2 separate regions of the Homo sapiens genome follow, and region 1 is linked to region 2. The links are chromatin contacts, found by Hi-C or POLR2A ChIA-PET in ENCODE. All regions are on one chromosome and are shown on one strand. The core of a region is the stretch at or near the end of the contact, and the rest is flanking DNA. Distances in the headings are between cores, read along the strand shown. Region 1 holds the start of DHX35 (DEAH-box helicase 35). Region 2 holds the start of SNHG17 (small nucleolar RNA host gene 17).

Region 1 (5,434 bases), core at 1,635-4,134, 530 kb after region 2:
CTAGGTGTTAAGTATGGTCTCCTCCAGCTTTAAGATTATGATCCATGAGACCAGCCTGACCAACATGGGGAAACTGTCTCTACTAAAAATACAAAAATTAGCCGGGCATGGTGGCGTGTGCCTGTAGTCCCAGCTACTAGGGAGGCTGAGGCAGGAGAATCGCTTGAGCCCGGTGGGTGGAGGTTGCAGTGAGATGAGATCTCGCCATTGCTTGCCAGCCTGGGCGACAGAGCAAGACTCCATCTAAAAAAGAAAAAAGATTATGATCCAATAATACAGGCATGGCCGATTTACTGTCTCTTCATAAACAGGAAGGTTTCATTATATGAGTAATAGATAAAATAGATAAGTTATTTTATTTATTTTTTTTTCTATTTTTTGAGATAGAGTCTCACTCTGTCGCCCAGGCTGGAGTGCAGTGGCGGATCTCTGCTCATTGCAACCTCTGCCTTCCGGGTTCAAGGGATTCTCCTGCCTCACCTTCCCAACTGGCTGGGATTACAGGTGACTACTACCACACCCGGCTAATTTTTTTGTATTTTTAGTAGAGACAGAATTTCGCCATGTTGGCCAGGCTGGTCTCGAACTCTTACCTCAGTTGATCTGCCTGCCTCAGTCTCCCAAAGTGCTGGGATTACAGGTGTGAGCCACCGTGCCAGGCCATGAAATAATCTTAAAAGTGGCATTTATTTCATTTTGCCTTATATTCATGTATAAACCTTGGTTTCCGTATTTGGGCTGTTAGTAAAATAAGACAAAAATAAAACAAGGAAAAATCAATGTCATGAAGAACTAAAACTAAGCCTAAAGCATGATGTTTATCTGTATATTACTCAATAGGCACTGCTACTGGGCTACGAATGTGAATGTGCCATGGTCCTCGTCCTCAGTAAGTTCCCTGTGTAATAGTGGCGGCAGGTAAACCACAGATCAACTAAAACTAAGCCTAAAGCATGATGTTTATCTATACATTACTCAATAGGCACTGTTATTGGGCTACGAATGTGAATGTGAATGTGAATGCTGACATGGTCCTTGTCTTCAGTAAGTTCCCTGTGTAATAGTGGCGGCAGGTAAACTACAGATCAACTAAAACTAAGCCTAAAGCATGATGTTTATCTACACTCAATAGGCACTTGTTACTGGGCTACGAATGTGAATGTGACATGGTCCTCGTCCTCAGTAAGTTCCCTGTGTAATAGTGGCGGCAGGTAAACTACAGATCAACTAAAACTAAGCCTAAAGCATGATGTTTATCTACACTCAATAGGCACTTGTTACTGGGCCACGAATGTGAATGTGACATGGTCCTCGTCCTCAGTAAGTTCCCTGTGTAATAGTGGCGGCAGGTAAACTACAGGCAACTAAACTACAGGTCACTTTTCTCACAAAAGTGAGAATACAGTTCCTAGACTACAAGGGGGAATGTTTAAGTTGGATAGATAATTTAGAGCTAGCCCTTTAAGGGATAAAGATAATTTAAAGGATGGATGGAGAATTCTAGGCCGAGGGACTAACAGATATTGAGTCCCTACATTAATTACTATAAAAATAAATCAAAGAAGATTCTTACATGAACCTATGCAGGTAAATTCAGATTTTTTTCCCCCTGGTGGATTTGCTCTGAGTTGAGGTAATGAGAGCTAACATTGATTCAGTGCCTGCTATGTTTTGCACTGTTAGGTACTTTACATGTTATCTCATGTAATACCTCTTTAAACCTCATTTTACAACTAAAATTAAATGACAGCTAGGAGCTAGGAAATGGCAAAGTTACGATTCCAAGTCTGGACTGGTTGTCCACAAAAGCCCCTGCTCTTGCCATAATGATGCCACTTCTTTCAAAGAATTCAGAATTTTCTTCACAGCTTTAAAAATGCATAGATTCTGAAGCCTCTCACTTCCTTCCAATTAGTTGCCTACCTAGAAAGTTATTTCCTCCACTTGAGCTCATCACCCCTTCTTAGCGCTCCTTTGGATTACTGTAATTTCTTTTTCTTTGACCTCACCTTTCGTCTGATGGATTAGTGTAATCTTTCCCAAATTTGTTAATCTGAAGAATTCAGGAGCTTCTCAAAATGCAGGTTCCCAAGCCATGCTCCAGGACATCGATTCAGAATTGGATCAAGGCCTAGAATCTGTGTTTTTAACAAGCATTTGACTCAAGGGTATCAAATTGGAGGAAGCACTGAGTTGGTGGACTACCTTAATTGATCTACCCATTTTCAGTCTCTTCTGCCAACCCATTCGCTCCACCCCACCCCCAGTCCGTTTTTCCGTTTTGCCCTCAAGGTCCCTGAAGACTTCCATATCATTTCGCATTGTTTTATTTGGGGCACTGTGCCGCACTACCTGGGCCCACAGCAGGCGCGCAATATTTACTGACAAATACAACCCACGAGGTAGTTCCTATTATTACCCTTCAATTTGAAATTGAGAATAAAACAGAAGTCGACAAGTTGAGGTAGCTTGTGACATCAGTATTTCGTATTTAATCCAGAAAGCACTGCTTCAACGCCCAGTGCGTGCAAGGTTCCACTCTCGGGCCAGCGGTCCTCTCCCAAAGCCCGTTCTTCCTAAGTGTGCGGCCGCCATCCAGGACACGCCACGCTCGTAAAAGGTCACCTGAAGCATCTACCCTCCACGCTCAAGAGGTAGGCGGAGGAGCGCGCCCTTTTCTCCAAAATGGCTGAGCAGGGTCACGTGGGCTCGGGGGCGGGGCCGGTGCGCTCGCCGGAGCCTGGAAGTGGGTCACGTGGCTCAGACGGGGGCGGTAGCTGTGGGGGCGTGGCCGTCACACGGCGCGATCCGTCTGGGCAGCGGCTCTTCGGGGGCCACGCCCTCCGGGCCCTGGGGGCCTAGCGCGCGACGGTGGGGTGGAGCTAGCCTCGTGACCTTTTACCCCAACATGGCTGCGCCCGTGGGACCGGTGAAGTTCTGGCGACCCGGTAAGGCCCTTGGTGGAACGCTGGGCAGATGCGGCGGCCTGACTTCGGTCTTGGCGCCGCGGCCGGCGCCCTGGGGCCAGCAGACCTGCTCGCAGGCCTGACCTCGGCGAGCTGGGCGCTGCCGCCTCTGTGCGGGGGGAGCTCTGGCTCAGGCTCCCCAGTGGTCCCGAGGGATTTGGGGGTGCTCCCCTAGCGTGAGCAGAAACTCTTTGTGACCTTGTTAAAGTGGTCCAGCCTCCTCAGGCCTCGTCTTCCTCGTTACTGATGCTTGTCCTGCCCACCCCGCGAGATGGGGAATCCTAAAGCTCCCTCTCGTGTCTCGTTAGCGCCCTGGGGTTGCGCTGTGGCCCGACAGACAATGCTGCTCGCTGCTGGAGGCTTGCAAGCCCAAGTTATGGAGTCAGACTGTCCGGGTTCGAATTTTCGTCTCTGCCTTGTAGTAGGGTGACCTTGGGCGAGTCACTTAATGCCTCTGAGCCATGACTTCTTTACCTGTAAAGTGGGCAGAACAATAGCTTCTATGCTGTGGGCTTAAATGACAAGCAGAACGCGTTGTCAGACTTAGAATAAATGCTCAAAAAAAGGGAAAGTGTGTTATTTTCTTTTAGGATAATTGTTGTCCACTCCGAATGTCTACTAGAAAAGGGAACAGTCCTTCATATTGGCTGCCAGCCACTTCCTCTCTTACAGACTAACACGAATCACAATCACAAAATGCTTTACTTGTTTTGTCTTGATATTTACTCATTAATCAGGTTTTTACTGAATGTGCATATGCCAGACCGTACTAGATGCATTACTTCCTCTCTGCAAACAGTTTCTTGTAAAAAACAAAAGTTTTTAAATTACAGCTACCAGCTTGATTTTTTTCTACCACCTGCACCCCTGCAGGTCTGGATGTGCAAAGTATATTGCAGCAAAAATGAAATGACACCAAGAATGTAATATAAGCAAAGCTTTTAATTTTTCAGTGGTTCTCTGAAATTCTGACCATGCATATAAGTGATGTGAGAGATAAACCCAAGCAAGAGATATGTTTAATGCTTTTTAAAAATTTGTAGTCTGTCACTTGACAGTTTTATGGTTCAGCATTTCAAGTCATCAGCCAATTATCCATCCTGAGTTTTATTTGCATCCAAAACTAGGAACTTACTAAGTAATGAATACTTTTAATTTATTCACGCTTTTAGTAACAGGTGAAAGTGTTAGGTATAATAAAGAGCTGAATTAATTGTTTGAAATCAGACCAGGGTACTATTTTGGTTAAAGAACGTGGAATTACTCTTAAGAGTTCTATTTCATTATTTAGTTCATCCATTGAGGGTACACTTATTGAAAACCTAATCCTGTGTTCAGGAGACAAATACAGATGCTCAGGGCTCTGCTCTCAAGTTACTGTCTCTCTCTTAATTGAATATAAAGTTAGATGTCCTCTAGAAGAGATTTTACAATGAGACAGAGTAAGGTGGTGGTAAAGAAGATGAGCTCTAGAGTCAGACTGCAGTGCCCATCATGTCTACCACTTACTAAGTTGATGACTTGATAGTCACTTAAATTCTCAAAGTCTCAGTTACTCCATCTGTAAATTGGGTATAATACCTACCCTACCCAAAGTAGTGTTGTGAGGTTTAAATGAGAATAACACACAACAGGATCTTGGCACTAGATAGGTTACTATTATAATTATATGGAAGTATGGAAGAGGGAGGGAAAGTTGAATGTATGGATAAGAAATACTTCATTAAGGTGGTATTTTTGGAGTGAACATTAAAGGATGAATAAGGTTTTGTTTCATAGAGAAATGGAACTCGAAGCAAAGGGTGCAGCATGAACAAAGGCAGAATGGGATTTGTGCCTTTAGAATGTCCAGAAAGCCAAAATAACAGAGCAGTGTGATAGTGTTAAGTGCTAGGGTATATTTTGGGGTATGACAGGAGATGAAGCTAGAAAAGTAGGTAAGGGCCTCATTGTGAAAGGTCTTCATGACAAGTTAAAAAGTTTAGACTTCACTGTTTTTTTGTTTTCTTTCTTTTTTTTTTTTGAGATGGAGTCTGGCTCAGCCGCCCAGGCTGGAGTGCAGTGGCGCAATCTCGGCTCACTGGAACTTCCACCTCCCAGGTTCAAGCGATTCTCCTGCCTCAGCCTCCTGAGTAGCTGGGACTACAGGTGTGTGCCACCACACCTAGCTAATTTTTGTATTTTTAGTAGAGATGGAGTTTCAGCATGGTGGCCAGGATGATCTCAATCTTTTGATCCCGTGATCTGCCCACCTCGGCCTCCCAAAGTGTTGGGATTACAGGCGTGAGCCACTGGGCCTGGCCTGACTTCAGTGTTTTTAAGCAGGAACAAATCAGGTTTACTTTAGAAAGATAACACTGGCAGTGGAGTAGAGAGTGGATGGAGGAGGAAATTAGAGAAGGTACTAGTGAAATCCAGGAGGGATGTTAAAAACCTTAATTCTGACCTGGGAGCTTAGAGGAGGTGCC
Region 2 (5,266 bases), core at 1,473-3,972:
ATAGCTCTGACCACCCCCACACAGGCTGCCTTGCTCAAAACTACTTCCCTGACATGCATCAATGTGCTAAGCCCTGTCACCTTACAACTGAAGTCTTTTTTGTTGTTGTTGTTTAAAGACAAGGTCTGGCTCTGCAGCCCAGGCTGGAATGCAGTAGCACAATCTCGGCTCACTGCAACCTCCACCTCCTGGCGCATGCCACCACACCTGGCTAGTGTGTGTGTGTTGTAGACAGGTTTTTGCCATATTGCCCAGGTTGGTCTTAAACTCCTGGGCTCAAGCGATCCACCCACCTCAGTCTCCCAAAGTGCTAGGATTACAGGTGTGAGCCACCACGACCAGCCACAGTTGTCTTTTTCCAGCTCCTGTTTTTTGTTTTTTGTTAGGGACATAGTCTCACTCTGTCGCCTAGGCTGGAGTGCAGGGGCATGATCTTGGCTCACTGCAACCTCCACCTCCCAGGTTCAAGCGATTCTGGTGTGCCTCAGCCTCCTGAGTAGCTGGAATTATAGGCGTGTGCCACCACACCTAGGTAATTTTTGTATTTTTTAGTAGAGATGGGGTTTCACCATGTTGGCCAGGATGGTCTTGAACTCCTGGCCTCAAGTGATCCACACTCCTTGGCCTCTCAGAGTGCTGGGATTACAGGTGTGAGCCATTGCACCCGGCCCATCTCCTGTTTTTCATTTGTTCCATAACTGCTGAAAATCAACCATCTACCAAGCACCAGGTAAGTCAAGAGACAGGACTCAGATACTGAGACAGGCGAAGTGGCTCACACCTGTAATTCCAGCACTTTGGAAGACTGAGGGAAAATCACTTGAAGCCAGGAGTTCAGGACCAGCCTGGGCAACATAGCGAGACCCTGTCTGTCCCAGCTATTTGGGAGGCTGAGGTGCGAGGATCACTTGAGTACAGGAGTTCAAGCTATGATCACGCCACTGCACACTGCACCTCAGCCTGGACAACAGAGTGAGATCCTGTCTCTAAAAAAATACAATAAAATATTAAACAAAACTCAAGACACTGTCCTCAAGGTCACAATAGAGAGAGGCAAAGACAATCAAGCCAGTAATTGCCACAGGGTGTGACTAGTGGGGGCTGCAGCTGTGGTTTCACCACCAATCCTGAGGCAGGGACTCACCCCTCATAGACCCTGGTGAACGCCTCATGGAACCCTGCACTGAGCCTTGCACAGGGAGCACTCACTAATAAGACACCAAGTGCCAGGAGGCATTTGAAAGATGGTGAGAAGGAGGTGTGAGAAAGCTCCAGAGTTTGAAAGGGACAGGAGCGGACCCTCCAAACACGGGGAAGCACTTTCCGCGATTTCTCTCCCTGCACTATCAATGACCAGGGCACAGGCAGCCCACGATCACTTTCGAATACAGGTGCAAAAAAGGGCAGGTGAGCCCACGTCAGCGTGTTAGCTGCCAGATCTCCAGAGGGAGGCTCACCCCCCAGGGAAGAGAAGGGTACCCAGGACCCTGAGAGCCATCATCACTTCACAGGCAGATTCCATCTGTCCCCACCCAGAGTCCACAGGAAAACAGACTTCTGGTAAAAATGCCTCGGCTGTACATTCAGCCCACCAGTTCTGAGTATCTACACGTGGACAGGCACCGTGGGTTCAAAATCAAGAAAAACAGCCAAGGCCTCTGCCCTCAGAGAGCCTTTGCAGTTTCCCTACTTTACAGAAAGTCAACCTCAGGGGAATGAAGGAACTTAGCTAGCATGTGACCCCAAGCGCAGCCCGTCTCCTAAGTCACGCTTTGCTCTGCACCCGCTTTGCCAGACAGTTCTCAGAACTCAGAACTGGCTGAGCTCATTGACTGTCCCCTCTACTGCGTCCCACAGAAGGGTCCTTCCCCAAGGTGCGCAGAAGCAGCGGCACTTACCCAGGGGCATTCTCACCCCGCGGACAGTGGAAGCCCCTCAGGGGGTGCAGATCAGAGTGCTGCAGGAGAGAGAGGGCGCTGGCTGGTGCGAAGCCGTCCGAGGTGCAGCACAGCCCACAAGGCCTAGGCAAGGAAAAAGCACGGGGAGGGGGCTTTAGTACAAGGCCCGGGGACAGAAGTCCAGACTCTGCCCCACTGGAGTGCTGGCAGCGTCTTCCATTTAAACCACAGCTAACTGGTCTGTAAAATGAAGGTTCTAACACCTACTTTTAAAAGTTATTGAGGGGAAAACGAGTTAACGGTCTCAAGGACGTGGCACAATGACTGGCACTTTGTAGGCAACAGTCAAGTGGCTTTGGAGGCTTCCAATGCCAGGAGTCGGGGGCGGGCAGCTAAAGTCGCCGAGCCCTGTTTCCCGCCATCCAGGGGCACTAAGCCTCCCCGCAGAGTAGCTGCGCGGACAGGGGGTCTGACGACCGCACGTGGCCCGCTCAGCACTGCCGCGGCCAAGGGCGCGACTCACCTGCCAGTGTCTTTCCCGAGGACACGCGAATCCTGGGGGGCTCACTCCGGCAAAGAGGACGAGACACTGCACCAAGGACAGGGCCTGACCTCTCTGGCCGCCTTCCCCGGGGCCTCAGTTTCCCCCGATGGTGAGAGTGGAGCCGACCATGCGCCCTGCTGTGGACTCACCCGGCGCCCTGGCGTCGAGTGGCGGCGGAGACCTGACAGACAGCGTGGGAAAAATCAAGATGTCTGCAGATTTCGAGAGATGGGGTGCGGTGGCGTGCGATGGCGAAGGACGGCGAGGGACGGCGAAGGACTGAGGCCACACGACAAGGAAGCTACGCTCGTTTCGCGCCGGCGGAAATACAGACGAGAGCGCGAGCTGCGGCCTAGAGCGGTAGGAACCGACGCGAGCAGTCCTGCAGCGTCCCCTGGCGGAGCGGAGGCTCAACGCCAGACTCTGGAGGACTTGGGATAATTTTCGAAAACTATCTGGAAGTTTAGAAGTAAACTTCTCCCACTTGCTTTGCTTTTCTGTTTGTTCTGAAGATGTTCCTTGGTCACTGATTCATTATTAATCTGTAGGAATGGCCAATTTTCCATGATAGGAGCTGTTACTACGATGAGGGGACTGTGCTTAGTTTGGACTTCTTTCTGCAAGGGTCCAAAGGCATCTGTCTTTGATTCACCACTGTACTCAGTACCTAGTTCAGTGACTAGCACAGTTGAATGAATGAATTCTACCCCCGCCCCATTCCTTTTTTTCTGAACAATGTCAGACCGAGATGACTGAGTCATGGCCTGAGACTGGAATGTGAGCGTGAGAAGATGAGCCAAGAGAGATGCACAGCGGGTAACTGCTTTGCTAAACTCCAGCCTCAAAGTACACGGGATGGAGGGTGGAAAGAGTCTCTGAAGCAGAAGAGACCTGACCAGACTGGCATCTGAGGAACCTGATCAGATTTGCACAGTGACAGAGACTGTAGACAGATGTCCCATGTTCCCTGCAACATACTGGAGACAATCTTGGGAGGGGACTCATGGCCCACAAATCCTCATAAGCATTGGCACTGCCTGCACCCTGGGCAGGATGTGCCTCTTCGGCCTGAGACAGCCCTGCTACTGACTCTGCCCATGTTCTGGAGTGCAAGCAGCCCACCCTTGGGCCTGATGAGGAGCCCACGCCCCACCCTCCGCCCCGCTCCAGTCAGATTCTTGGTACTCAATAGGTCAGAAGGACAAGAAAATCCAGTCCTGATCTATGCAACCATGAGGGAAATGGGGGTCCCTGAGGTGAGATCTGCTCCATATTTTGTACCTGGGAGAGGCCCATGGGATTCCCAGACTGTGAGAACACTGGGAGTCTCTGTGATGGGGAGGGGCTGTGGGATGCTGCTATGGTTTGGCTGTGACCCCACCTAAATCTCATCTGGAACTGTACTTCCCATAATTCCCACCTGTCGTGGGAGGTAATGGAATCATGGGGGTGGTTACCCCCATGCTGCGGTTCTTCTGATAGTGAGTGAGTTCTCATGAGACCTGATGGTTTTATAAGGGGCTTTACCCACTTTTGCTCTATACTTCTCCTTGCTGCCACCATGTGAAGAAAGACATGTTTGCTTCCACTTCCGCCATGATTGTAAGTTTCCTGAGGCCTCCACAGCCATGCTGAACTGTGAGTCAATTAAACCTCTTTCCTTCATGAATTACCCAGTCTCAGGCAGTTCTTTATAACAGTGTGAGGATGGACTAATACAGATGCTGTGGCTGAGAGGACACTGGGCAGGGTGGTCAGGTGTGCCCACTTGTGGCCACACAGCCCTGGTGTCCTCTTCTGCCTCCCACTCTTGCTGTTACTCTCCATGTGACTTTGGCTAAGTGACCTAACTTCTCCGCCCCGCCTCAGTTTCCAGTTATGGAAAATAGGCAGTCATAGTTCCCTGCTCATAGCGTTGCTGTGAGAATTAAATGGAATGATTTATATCAAGACCGTAGCACAGAACAAATATCCAAGGCCTAGTAGTTGCTATATTATAGTATTTCTGAGAAAGCTGAGGGCTTCTGTCACCGTAAGGACTCTGGGATTCTTTATGAAGCAGAGGAAATGTGCTGTGTTTGAAAAGTCTAAGATGGCATTGTCAGCCCGGTGTGATGGAGCAGTCCTGTAGTCCCAGCTACTCAGGAGGCTGAGGCAGGAGAATCACTTGAGCCTGGGAGGTTGAGGCTGCAGTAAGCTGAGATCACACCACTGCATTCCAGGTTGACAGAACGAGACCCTGTCTCAAAAAAGAAAAAGAAGAAGAAAGATAGCATTGTCCAATAGAAATATAACACAAGGCCGGGCATGGTGGCTCACGCCTGTAATCGCAGCACTTTGGGAGGCTGAGGCAGGTGGATCACCTGAGGCTGGGAGTTCCAGACCAGTCTGACCAACATGGAGAAACCCCGCCTCTACTAAAAATACAAAATTAGTAGGGCATGGTGGCACATGCCTGTAATCCCAGCTACTTGGGAGGCTGAGGCGGGAGAATCGCTTGAACCCGGGAGGCGGAGGTTGCGTTGAGCCGAGATCTCGCCATTGCACTCCAGCCTGGGCAACAAGAGCGAAACTCCATCTCAAAAAAAAAAAAAAAAAAAGATAAAAAGTAAAAGTAAAATTAATTTTAATAATTTAACTGAATATAACCAAAATATTATCATGTCAGCATGTAATCAATATTTTATAATTATTCATGAGCTATTTACTATTCTTTTTCTTGTATGAGATCTTTGGAATCTGGTGTGTGATTTACATTTATGGTACATTACAATTCCGACTGGCCACGTTTCCAGTGCTCTGTAGTCACATGTGGCTGGTTGCT

What was found. A loop is a pair of places that touch in the nucleus more often than their neighbours do. ChIA-PET counts read pairs that join two places held with the same protein, here RNA polymerase II (POLR2A). Pooled maps may share reads with other maps.
Region 1: a loop to region 2 is called in a map of CD4-positive, alpha-beta T cell, with 5 times the contacts of the local background. The contact joins the promoter of DHX35 here to the promoter of SNHG17 in region 2. A Hi-C loop is called at or near these places in 3 of 168 maps with a recorded cell type or tissue (CD4-positive, alpha-beta T cell, CD8-positive, alpha-beta T cell and OCI-LY7), 1 of 37 single-sample maps with no recorded cell type and 11 of 50 pooled maps. POLR2A ChIA-PET finds 5 or more read pairs at or near these places in 8 of 52 experiments (CD4-positive, alpha-beta T cell, MCF 10A, PC-3 and 4 more).

What each region holds. Positions count from the first base shown.
Region 1 is chr20:38,959,460-38,964,893 of GRCh38, forward strand. It overlaps DHX35 (DEAH-box helicase 35), which reads left to right and starts at 2,885. Exons shown (of 22, transcript NM_021931.4): 1 at 2,885-2,948. The coding sequence starts at 2,909. RefSeq lists a silencer at 2,750-2,869 and an enhancer at 2,910-3,219.
Region 2 is chr20:38,432,606-38,437,871 of GRCh38, forward strand. SNHG17 (small nucleolar RNA host gene 17) reads right to left here and starts at 2,723. Exons shown (of 8, transcript NR_185934.1): 1 at 2,422-2,723; 2 at 1,899-2,021. It overlaps LOC124904958, which reads left to right. Exons shown (of 3, transcript XM_047440636.1): 2 at 1,858-2,000; 3 at 2,237-4,111. The coding sequence ends at 2,883. SNORA71D (small nucleolar RNA, H/ACA box 71D) reads right to left here and starts at 1,394; the gene lies at 1,257-1,394. RefSeq lists enhancers at 1,116-1,195, 2,476-2,765, 2,786-2,845.